Linked DNA regions of Homo sapiens: regions 2 and 3 are each linked to region 1. The links are chromatin contacts, found by Hi-C in ENCODE. All regions are on one chromosome and are shown on one strand. The core of a region is the stretch at or near the end of the contact, and the rest is flanking DNA. Distances in the headings are between cores, read along the strand shown.

Region 1 (4,159 bases), core at 1,331-3,830:
ATTCACTTCCTTCAGAGGGTCTGTGAATTCTCTCAGATTTCCTGGTATGTTCCTGTGATAGATGTGGGAGCAAAAGTTCACGATGTGAGTCTCCACATGCTGCTCTCTGTCTGAATGGGAGCTGCAGTTTAGTCCTGCCTCATATCTGCCATTTTCCCCAACCTGTCTCCATTCCTGTTTTTAGCAATAGGAAGACTCACAGAGATACAGCAGCCTAGACTTCAACCAGCTTGTCATCTCCAATCAATTATTTGTGGATACATTGAGCACTGTGCTGACAGGCTCAGCTTTAATGTCATGATCTGTGAGTAATGTCTGCCATGACTTTGATTATATATTTTCCACATACCTATCATAAGTGTAAAGGGCTGTAAACCCAGACATTAATAATTATATAATTACTTTAGCCTGTTATTGTTTGTATCAGCAAAAACAAGGTAATAACTGTCCAATAATTGGGGGTAGGTTAGATAAGTTATATGTAATGTAGCAATATTTGACTATTAAAATATAATCTATACATTTATCAGATGATTGAAAAGATGTTTATGATTATTATGTGAAAAAATGAGTTTCAAGTTGTATAAAATATGATCACATTTTTCAAATGGATTGTTGAGATAGGATGTATGTTGAGACACTATTTACATATGTAAATATAAAGCAGGTCAGAGCTCAGAGCTCTTCCTCATCTCTTTATTTTCTTTTCTACTGCTTCCTAGGAATTTTGTGTTTTGTTTTTTCTTATATTGTTATTGTTGTTGTTACAGTTATTATTTCATTCTGTTTTGTTTTGTTTGTGCCTTTTTAAGGTAGGAAAAAAGAGAGAGAGAATCTGTTAGACTAGTAAAGTATTACATTTTTGCTATAAAAGGCATCAATATAATCAAAGGGTTTTTTGCCTGTAAATGTTTAATTCTGATTTTTACAAAACATCCCTTCTAAATAAAGCACAGAATGAAAGGCCCTGACACCACCTTTTCAAGAGTGGAAACCAATAAACTAGCAGAGAGAAAAAATGGTAAAAAGGGAGCCCAGAGGGAGCCCATCTGAGGCAAACCTGGATGAACTGACACATAACTCAGAGGAGAAAGTAAAGGACTGTTCTGTATCATCTTCCAAGCTTGGTACATCTTGAACATCTAGTAGTAAAGTTTTCTCAATGTACTTAGCCTTAATATCCTTCAAGATGTCACTAGCATAACTAAAGGATATGTGTGCTTATGGGTGTGTTTTCAGAAAGAAAGTCAGAAATAATGTCTACCAAAGTGTTAACAGTAATTATCCAAGAGTAGTGATATTATGCATAGTTCTTACATTATTTTTGCTTATTTATATTTTCTAACTTTTTTCTACAATAAACACAGAGAGTTTTAAATGAGATTTTTAAAATTATAGCTATGATTTTAAAAGAGAGAAAGAAAAATCATACAAAGGAGATTTCAGAAAAGAAGATTCCCATATTCTCCCATGTTTTCTTCTTCATGGCAGGTAATAGAACATGTTCTTACTTCTGGAAACTGCAAAGCTGGAAGGGATCTTAGAGGTGATATGGTTCCTCCTTCTCATTTTATACATGAAGGAACTCAGGTCTAAGATGCTTAGTATTGCTCCCACTCAAGGTTCACAGCAGCAGAACAAAAAGTAATTTACATTTGTTGATTCTTAATTTAATACTTTTATAATGTGGCAGAAAAAACAGCATCATAAAAGTTTAAGATTCTACAGTGTCTCCAGTTAATTCTATCCAAAAATAAAAAATTAAAATAGGAGGTTTGTTGGCCAATAACAAAAGAATGGAGGCAGCAAAGCTGGAAATATATGCCCAATCAACTTGGAGACATTGTCTTAAATTTATCGCCAATCTTCTGGGATATATTGAATGGATATACAGCTATAAGCTGCCCTCTTTAAACTAAACACTGCACTATATTCTTGCCCTTTATAACAACTTCCTCAGTGAAACCTGCCCTGTGATTATATCCTCCTCATCTGTCCCAAGAGAATAAGGCAAAAATATTATTAAAACCTTAGCTTTTTTCAGTGTCATCTCTTAAATATATCTGTTTCTGACTCATAGGCAGTATTTTCCTTTTATCTATTTCTTACTCATATGAATGAAGCTTTAAAGAAAATTTTACACTGATGCATGCCTCCAACTTGCCTCAGGTAAAATGAATGAGACAACATCTACACAGCACTTTGAGCTCCCCAGACAGGGACATCAGAAATGAGCAGTAGCCTTGCTCTTGTCAAAGATATCAACTGAGCCTGGCAAGACTCCAAACCATAGAATAACTTTCCTGACCCCTCATCTGTATCTCTCAACTAGATACAGAATTGAAAATAGGAACCAGTCATTTGGGGTAAAACATATGCCAAAATAGTTCTGCAGCGTGGGTAAGAAAAAGGGTGAGATGTGCAAAGGGGAAGCTCTCTGAAAGCAGAGAATATAATTAAGTCAACTTTCAAATTCAAATGTACTTCTTCCTTTCCCACATGTTCTAAATCAGACCTCTTTCCCATAGGGCTGCAGATGGTGCCTCTAGGGCTGGCTGTCACTGATCTCTGAAGGGTAAAACTGAACTGAAACCTACAAGCTTCACACCTGTGGGGTCAGCTTCATTAACAACTTTGACCTTTGCTCGTTTTTAAGAGCTGCCCCAACAAATATCACTGCAAACAAGGTGCACCCTGACTCTTTGGTGATATATCACCTTCTCTTTTCACCTTGACCCTTTGGTCATATATCACCTGACCCTTTGGTGATACATTACCTTCTTGGCAATCTAATTTTAAGTCTCACTTCATGTTAATCCAGGACAGGGATCTTAAGTCAGTCTTGAACTCTCTTTGTAAAACCTAAGGGAGGTTTAACTACTAATTTACTGCTTGGACCTCAATTAACATCTGTTTTTAAAAATCACTTAACATTGCCACAAAATAATAGTTCTATGCTTCTCTGACAGATTTCATCACCTCAGTTTTCCAACTTTTGACCCAACTACAGTTAAAGCATGAAAAAGACACATTGGTAAGGCCAGCTAGTGGTCACGTCACACATAAATTACCACTTTCTACTGTAGGAACTGTCTCCATCTGTAGGAAAAACCTGGAGAATCCTGTAAATAGCAGAAATATTATAACAAATCTTTGGTGAATGGAGGAAAGTGGTGGAATTAAAGGTAGAACTATCAGAAATTACTTAAAAAAAAAAAAGGACTTGTGAGGCTTGTCCACAATACTTATCCCCATTTTACACAATAAAAAACCTAGACACAAAGAGGTTAACTTGCCCAACTTATACAACTAAATTATAAAGATTCCTATAAATATATTCTCAATATGTGAAGCACATTATACACTTTATTGAAGCATTTAGTATTTAGTGATTATCATTCTAACAATGTAGGAGAATATACTTTAAGAAATACGGAGCAAAATCATTCATTTTGAGCAAGGCCTTGGGTTGGCAGTGAATCAAGATGACAGCTTTACTATTTAAGAACAGCTCTTTGAATTGTAGAAATAGTCCTTAATCACAGGACAAACTTGGCTCCATGGTGGAAAAGATTGTTTTGTTTTAATTCCAAATATCTATTAAGTACCTACTGCTAGTCCCCAGTACTGTGCTGATATGCCACAGATGTGCCCATCCCTTCTTTTTGCAAAATTTTGAAAATCTAATAAGGGTAGAGAAATAACCAACTTTTATGTTTTATTCTGCATTACAATTCAATGCAGAATCAAAAGATTTCCAAATAGAGCTACAAGCGAGCAGCATTTGGAACCCCAAGGAAGGAGCATGATGACCCAGGAAAATGTCAAGAATTGGATGTTGAACATTAGCCTTTCAGCCACAATCACAGACAGGAGCACTGTCTTCCAAAATAAAGAATAAGGTATGATTACAGGACTAAGCTGAACATAAAATTGGCCTCTAGATGGTCCTGGTGAGGTGAAAATGGCTAAAGGAACTTCATCAAGATTACCTGGAGAAAGTGGCCAGAGATACATTAAGGAGCAATACGGTTTGGTGCCCAATAGTAAAGAAGAGCATGCATATCGGACAGCCAACGGGAAAGAAAAAAGGAGGGAAGACAAACAAAAAACAACATGGCCAAAGCTTTGTTTAAATAATTTAATCAGCAGCTTCAAT
Region 2 (4,008 bases), core at 1,433-3,932, 270 kb after region 1:
ACTAGTAAGCTGTATGACCTGGAGTAAGTTATTTAACTTTGCTATGCTTTGGTTTACTCATATGTAAAATGAGGAAAATCATAATACATGCGAAGCTCATTAGATAGCGACTGGCATTTAGCAAGTGGTAAATATTAACCATTCTTTGTATTAAACTCCAGCTAAATTAATCTTCTCTTCCTCCTCCAGGTTCCCAAAGTGCTTCTAGAAACCCTATTAGGGAGGTTATCAGAATGTGCCTAATAGTTCTACTCTTGTTTTTCTTAGCCTGAGTTCCCTAGGAAACAGACCCTGAGGCATGGATTAAATGATTAAACTTTGTATGGAAGGTGCAATCCCAGGGCAGTGAGAGTGAGGGAAAAGGAAGTGAGTTTGGGAAGGATGAGAAGGAATAGAAGGTTATCATGCTAGCTACTGCTTCAAAATAAGCCACAGAGAGACTGAATCGCTTGCTATGCATATTGCTCAGCCACTCTGGAAAACTGTGGTTGGAAGGAAGAGAGGAGAGAGAACTATTATTTGTTTCCCTTCTTTGGCTCAAATTGATCCCACAGGGAGTTAATTTTCCTGTACTTCCAGATGTAATATCTGGCTGATCAGGAAGCCAAAAACCATGCCCTGTGGTGAAATGTTTCATCTGAACCCATAAATGGCAGAAGCAGCCAGAGACTCTGGGCATATGGCTGGCTACCTGGTTGCACAGTGGCAACCACCGTGGAGGGCTGATATTCTTGGAGAAGTAATTAGTTGGCTCCATTCAGCAGAACTACATGAGTAATAGAGAAAGTGTACCGCAGAGGCCTCCAAGGAGAAGCTAATGGCCTGAGAGGCAGGCAGGGCAAGGCCACTGGGATCCAAGGAGATGTATAAGTTATGTCTGATATGATATTTTCTATTTTTTAAAGATTATAAGTTGTTTTAGGACAGGACTATTTCTTTTCACCTTTGATTCCTCTGTAGCTATAATGATGCATGCCCTACCTTAGGTGAGATGTTAGGCAGAAGTGGGTGATGTGCAGCAACCCAGCCAGAGGCTGAGCAGCGGTTAGGGACAAGATCCAGTCCCCTGGAATAAAACAGACGGCTAACAATCCGGAAAATTGGACTGGGGATCAAAATAGGGTTTCACACAGGGAACTGAAATTAAAAAAAAAATAGTTATAAAAAATAAGCCAAGGTAAAATTCTTCATAGCTGGACAGTACGAACACGGCAGGGATTTTACCAATGGATGAAACTATTAATAGTATTTTTATTAATAGTGATGACAACTTATAGCTAATATTTATCAGGTATGCTAGCCATTTCTTTAAATTACATTATGTATTTTTCTCCAAACTTCTCTTAGATATTTTTATTATTTTCATTTTTACAAGTGAGGAAATCAAAAGTCCAGAAAGTTAAACAACTTGCCCATGGCCACACAGCTAATGAATAAAGAGGCTAGCACCTAACCCCAGAAAAGTCTATTTCCAGCGCATGCATCTCCAACTACTACTGAAAGTGTTACATGAAATAAGGCTTACAAAATCCTTAGCAATCACTTCTTGGGCTTTTGGCTAAGATCAAGTGCAAAATTCTTTTCAGAGTTCCATCCATACAGTAAGTACTCAATGAATTTTATCAATTCTCATTGTTAGTAACAGTAACATTGTAATAGAACTAGTGCTATTAACTGTAGCAATAGTAGTTGTAGTAGCAGCAACACAGGTATATGGAACTTAGGGTCAATGAGTAAGACCTGTTGAATGTCTTGGTTCGTAGAAGAGGACTGAGGAAAGGGAAACTGTATTGGGGAAGACTGATCCAGGTGTTATGGGGGGAGTCCAGATAGAGGAACATATAATGCAGAACCTTGCCCTTTTAACAAATGTAATTGAGCACTAACATAGAATAGAGGTTAAAAACATGGACTTTAGAATTACAAACGCCTATGTTCTGTTATTTATTAGCAATGAGACCTTGGGGGAAATTACTCAACACTTGTGAGCTTTAAGTAACTCACAACTGTACCTAGCATAGTGTCCCACATACAGTAATCATTCCTTAAATGCTTGTAGAATTAACATACTGCTTCATTTCCATACTTTTCCACCCCTCTGCAAAACAAAACAAAACGCTATCCTCAGTACCCAGTTGCTGAGTAAATGTAAATACCTAGGCAAATTCATCCCACTGAGTGTAGCTACTTTTTCAACCAATATAATTTGTCACCCATATCAACCTAACATTTCAGCAGCTTCCTGATCTGTACTAAAAAGCTGTCTTGCACAACTAAAGAAAAATGTGTGATTTGCTATTTCTGGCATCCTGATTCTATGTGGCTACAGTGAGTATTCTTGTGGTCTTCGCTGATCTGAAGCAATTTTAATTTGACGAGGAGGAGGCCATTTCTAAGAGAGTGCCTATTTTTTCCCCAAAGCAGGTCAATTTAAAAGGACAAAGTTCTCATTTTAACTTTGGTGCAATATGCATGAAAATAAACAGATATTAAAAGGAACAGGTCATCTCTTTCATTGGCAAATTTCACTGTAATATTGAATTCTATTTGTGGGGGCACAAAGAAAATAATGGTTTAATTTACAATTGAGAGAGAGAGGGAGGGAGGGGGAGACAGAGAGAGAGAGAGAAAGACCATTACTGCCACCTCTCGCTCACTTCTTCAGAACTGAGAAAATGTTGAAGAAAGTTGGCATTTGCTTGCCAAAGTTTCACACAGACAGTCTGACTTTTGTTTTTACTTCCATGACCTTTAATGGCTTTCAGTGCAGTCAGACCAACTCTGCATATATATTGACACTATGAAAACCACACAGATAAGCAGTTTTGGGTTTTCATGCTTTATTTACTTTGGAGCTTAACAATCATACACATATTTCCCTGTTAGAGGTCCCAAAAGCTTTGTTCTGATCTTGAGTTGCTTTTGTCTGTTATTCAGCGTTTGGATTGCTTTATAATTACTCTATGAATGTATGTATTTTAAACATTTTTTTTTTCTAGGAATAGTTCTATTTTGTTATTGGGTGCACTGTATTTATGTTTCCATTAACAGAAGTATGAAGAGTCCAGTTCAAGCTGAGAAACTCACACTCCACTGCCATACATCTGGGGAGATGCAAACAGACAAGGAAGGAAGGAATTTCTGCAATCACTAGAGGGACAGGTTTTGCAGCAGATCACCCTCACATCTACAGATGCTCTCTATTTCTTTTCACCCAGAGGCTTCAAATTGCCCGTTGACATCTCTGATTTTGCCAAGAGATCACGTGCTTCAGTTAGTTCCCATTCCCTTGTATCATTTAGGACAGAGTAAATTCTTCCAGAACACTAAAGAAATGAAAGTTTTGAAAAATTCGATTTTTTTTTAATGTTTTTAATTGTAGGAAAAGGTACATAAAATTTACCATTTTAACCATTTTTATGTGTACAATTCAACAGCGTTACATACATTCATGTCGTTGTGCAAATATCACCAGTATTCATCTCCAAAACCTTTGTTATCATCCCAAATAGAAACTTTGTATTCAGTAAAAAATAGCTCCTTGTTATCCCTTCCCCACACCTCCTGGAAGCCACTATTCTACTTTCTGTTTCTATGAATTTGACTATTCCAGGTACCTCAGATAAGAGGAATCACATTTGTCCTTTGTGTCTGGCTTATTTCACTTAGCATAATGTCCTCAAGGTTCATCCATGTTGTAGTAGGTATCAGAATTTTAATTTTTTGAAAGCCAAAAATATTGCATTGTATGTATGTATATACCACATTTTGCTGATTCATTTATCCATTGATTGTTCTTTGGGTCATTTCCATTTTTGGCTATTGTGAATGATACTCTTATAAACATTGGTGTACAAATATCTGTTCAGTCTTTACTTTTAATTTTTTTGTGTATAGACATACAAGTGGAATCGCTGAATAGTATGAGAATTCCATGTTAAATTTTTTGATGAATCGCCATTTTGCATTCCACAATGGCAGCACCATTTTACATTTCCAATGGCAGTG
Region 3 (4,482 bases), core at 1,663-4,162, 300 kb after region 1:
TGGAGCACTTACTTTGTGCCAGAAGTTTGGTAGGTGCTAAATATCAAAAGATGAATTAATATCTGACCCTATCAAACAGCTAGGGGTGTCACAGAGTGGATAGAACAAAACCAAGAGATAGGTGGCAAAACTGGATACACTCAGGGACATGGAATGTGAAACAGCTGATTTCCAGATTTTTGGCTTGAACTACTAGGCTGAGAGTGGTGCCACCAAATGAAGACCCAATTTGGGAAATGCAGAGCCTGAAGCGTCTGTGGCACACCCAAGGGAACATTTCTAATAGAGAAATTCATGCTCATGACTTAGGGAAAATTTTAATGCTCATTTTCAAGTTACATACATCAAAGGATAGTGATACTATTAACTAAATATATAATACAGTTTAGAGATATGCAACAGTTTAGAATGAAAATTATAACTTGGGGTTTTGTTTGTTGAGTGTGATTAGCTAGTGGAATAACCACGCAGAGATGTGCATAAAGAATTTAGAAGTATAGTACTATGCAGCCTTTTAAAGAATTAGGTGTCTTCATATGCGTTGATTAGGAAAGATATTCATGATTTTCTTTAAAGGAAAAAATAAGTTGTAAAACAATGTTTAGTATGACCCAACTTTTGTAACAAAATATACATGTATATACATATATGTAAATACAAATATATAAATGTATGTGTGTATACATATAGGAAGAAGGAAAGATAGCTAATTTTGTACTGGATAGTTTACTGTACTCTTTATATTGTTACAACAGACATTCATTACTTTTGTGTGTTTTTTTCTTGATAACAATGGTATTTATTTTTATTTTTATTTATTTTATTTTTTTAAATTATACTTTAAGTTCCAGGGCACATGTGCACAATGTGTTGGTTGGTTACATATGTATACATGTGCCATGTTGGTGTGCTACACCCATTAACTTGTCATTTACATTAGTTATTTCTCTTAATGCTATCCCTCCCCACCCCCCACCCCACAACAGGCCCTGGTGTGTGATGTTCCCTGCCCTGTGTCCAAGTGTTCTCATTGTTCAATTCCCACCTATGAGTGAGAACATGCGGTGTTTGGTTTTCTGTTCTTGCAATAGTTTGCTCAAAATGATGGTTTCCAGCTTCATCCATGTCCCTACAAAGGACATGAACTCATCCTTTTTAGGGCTGCATAGTATTCCATGGTGTATATGTGCCACATTTTCTTAATCCAGTCCATCACTGATGGACATTTGGGTTGGTTCCAAGTCTTTGCTATTGTGAATAGTGCCACAATAAACATACGTGTGCATGTGTCTTTATAGTAGCATGATTTATAATTCTTTGGGTATATACCCAGTAATGGTATCCCTAGGTCAAATGGTATTTCTAGTTCTAGATCCTTGAGGAATCGCTACACTGTCTTCCACAATGGTTGAACTAGTTTACACTCCCACCAACAGTGCAAAAGTGTTCCTATTTCTCTACATCCTCTCCAGCACCTGTTGTTTCCTGACTTTTTATGATTGCCATTCTAACTTGTGTGAGATGATATCTCATTGTGGTTGTGATTTGCATTTCTCTGATGACCAGTGATGATGAGCATTTGTTCATGTGTCTGGTGGCTGCATAAATGTCTTCTTTTGAGAAGTGTCTGTTCATATCCTTCGCCCACTTTTTGATGGGGTTATTTGATTTTTTTTTCTTGTAAATTTGTTTAAGTTCTTTGTAGATTCTGGATATTAGCCCTTTGTCAGATGGGTAGGTTGCAAAAATTTTCTCCCATTCTGTAGGTTGGCTGTTCACTCTGATGGTAGTTTCTTTTGCTGTGCAGAAGGTCTTTAGTTTAATTAGATCCCATTTGTCAATTTTGGCTTTTGTTGCCATTGCTTTTGGTGTTTTAGTCATGAAGTCCTTGCCCATGCCTATGTCCTGAATGGTATTGCCAAGGTTTTCTTCTAGGGTTTTTATGGTTTTAGGTCTGACATTGAAGTCTTTAATCCATCTCAAATTAATTTTTGTATAAGGTGTAAGGAAGGGATGCAATTTCAGCTTTCTACATATAGCTAACCAGTTTTCCCAGCACCGTTTATTAAATAGGGAATCCTTTCCCCATTTCTTGTTTTTGTCAGGTTTGTCAAAGATCAGATAGTTGTAGATGTGTGGTGTTATTTCTGAGGCCTCTGTTCTGTTCCATTGGTCTATAGCTCTGCTTTGGTACCAGTACCATGCTGTTTTGGTTACTCTAGCCTTTTAGTATAGTTTGAAGTCAGGTAGCATGAAGCCTCCAGCTTTGTTCTTTTTGCTTAGGATTGTCTTGGCAATGTGAGCTCTTTTTTGGTTCCATATGAACTTTAAAGTAGTTTTTTTCCAATTCTGTGAAGAAAGTCATTGGTAAATACATATATGTATGAATATATGATATACATATATGTAAATACAAATATATAAATGTATGTGTGTATACATATGGGAAGAAGGAAAGACAGCTAATTTGTTACTGGATAGTTCACTGTACTCTTTGTATTGTTACAACAGACATTCATTACTTTTGTGTTTTTAAGTTCATTTTAGCATTTAAAAAAAAAAGCTGTGGAAGAAAATAAGTGAGAGAGGAAAGAAAAGGTCCAAAGACATTCAGCACAAATCTAAGAGTTAGAGTGGAAAAGAGGACTGAAAGATATTTGCGAGTTAACAACAGTAAAGAGAAGAGTGCATAGATAGTTGGTGTTGAAGACTTTAAAAAAGACTGATAAAATGATTACCTGAAAGTGGCCAATGAGGTTGGGAGATGGGCAAGCTTTGATTAAGCAGTTTGTTGAGAGCAGGGCCAGATTGCATTTGCTGAAGCATGAAATTAAAATGAGGCCACAGAAGCAGCAGTGCAGTTAGTTACCAAGGAAAGAGTTTGAGGCAAAGGGAAACAGAGCACACTTGTAATCTAAGTCTGGAGAGCTAGTGTTCTGATAAAGATTAAAAATGCAGAAGGAAAAGGGTGTAACTGTGCTGCTTCATCAGATATATTTAAATTTATTTTAAAAAGGAATCAATACTGTATGCACATTTATATTTGATTTCAAAAACAAATGTGCTTTTGCCAACAGTTACATTTGATTACAAAGAATTACATTTGGGGGCTCTTACAACTAATTTTTAATTCCCAACTTTGCCATTTTCAGACAAAAACAGGAACCGGAAAGAAGTGGCTGGGCAGGCTGTCTGTGGTGTGACGCACGCTGCTGGCCCAGACAGCTGTAGTAGATGTTGTCTTGGTTCTCATGAAATGCAGTCTTCTAACGTTGGATCAAACACCCTTGATTGTTCAAAGTGACCGAAAGTGTTAGAATAAACCACAACAACTAAATCCGTTGGCAGTAGTGTAACTCCACCCAAAGGTGGGTTCTAACATACTACAAGTGAACACTATAGTTACATGTATTGTACACCTCTTTGGTACAGAAGTTAGACTATTTTTATGCAAGTTGTTTGCACACACACACACAAGAGAAAAATGTGTCATTTTAACATATATCTGATTATGCATTTAGGGATAATGCAAGACAATGTTTAGTTGTTAAACAGTTTCCTTCCTCATTATCCATCAGAAACATATCAACAGTGGCATGTGGTTAGAAAATGTTTGTTAACATTAAATTGTGATTGTTAACATTAGCCTAAAAAGGGCAAAACTATGGGATATCCTTCCTAGGAGAGATGGCAGAGCAGGAAGGCAGAAAATACATTGTAAACCTGCACGTGACTTTAGATTATCTGTGAAACTACATTTAGATTATTTGTCATTATACATAATGCTAGCAGAAGGCTGACTATATTTAACACAAAGTTACCCTATCAAAATACCTTCCCAAAATAGATCAACCTTACTTTGCCATGTTGAATTACAAGACTATAGAAATTACAAGCTGTTGCCATAGCCCTTTTGGTATTCATGGAACTATAAGAAAATGTATCCCCAAAATAAACTGTCTAAATTTCATAATGGGCATCTTCTATGGTAGTCTTACCTTTGGTTGGAGTTTAGAGTATGTAACAGTATAAAGAAATAAGGTTGGAAAAGATAGGATAGGGCGGGTTACGGAGAGCCTCGGATGAAGTATTTAATATTCTTGGTTTGTCAGGCACTCGGTGTTACCTTTATGACTGCATTTCCCTTTGCTTTGTTACTATTGGGCCAGTGTTCAATTGACATATTTATTTTATTATCCTGTAATTATCACTCATGGAACTATCTTTCCTTCCCAGATTATAAGCAATTGGAAGAGCAGGGGAAACTTCTTTATTCTGAAATATTTTATTCTAGAGCCTAGCATAGTGATTGGTGATCAGAAAGAGCTCAATAAAGGCCAAAAGAAATAAATGAAAGGAAGAAGGCATGCATGTGTGGACTCATGTGGTATGTGTATACTAGGCTATGAAAAGCGGCATTAAAACAAAGAGATGTTTTCAGATAAAATTGTCAGGGTGGTACTCTGGACTCTCTCCCGTGAC

What was found. A loop is a pair of places that touch in the nucleus more often than their neighbours do. Pooled maps may share reads with other maps.
Region 2: a map with no recorded cell type shows a loop between it and region 1 (6-fold over the local background). The contact joins two enhancer-like sites. A Hi-C loop is called at or near these places in 6 of 37 single-sample maps with no recorded cell type and 4 of 50 pooled maps.
Region 3: a loop to region 1 is called in a map with no recorded cell type, with 6 times the contacts of the local background. The contact joins two enhancer-like sites. A Hi-C loop is called at or near these places in 6 of 37 single-sample maps with no recorded cell type and 3 of 50 pooled maps.

Annotation. Positions count from the first base shown.
Region 1 is chr1:101,406,237-101,410,395 of GRCh38, reverse strand. No RefSeq gene overlaps it. Among named protein-coding and RNA genes, the nearest start is that of LINC01307, 84 kb to the right of the region's middle. RefSeq lists enhancers at 26-75, 96-145. Within about 2 kb of position 2,580, at least 3 of the 41 ENCODE cell types and tissues checked have a DNase peak (open chromatin) inside an H3K27ac peak, as active enhancers do.
Region 2 is chr1:101,135,650-101,139,657 of GRCh38, reverse strand. No RefSeq gene overlaps it. Among named protein-coding and RNA genes, the nearest start is that of S1PR1-DT, 99 kb to the left of the region's middle. Within about 2 kb of position 2,682, at least 3 of the 41 ENCODE cell types and tissues checked have a DNase peak (open chromatin) inside an H3K27ac peak, as active enhancers do.
Region 3 is chr1:101,110,986-101,115,467 of GRCh38, reverse strand. No RefSeq gene overlaps it. Among named protein-coding and RNA genes, the nearest start is that of DPH5-DT, 87 kb to the right of the region's middle. Within about 2 kb of position 2,912, at least 14 of the 41 ENCODE cell types and tissues checked have a DNase peak (open chromatin) inside an H3K27ac peak, as active enhancers do.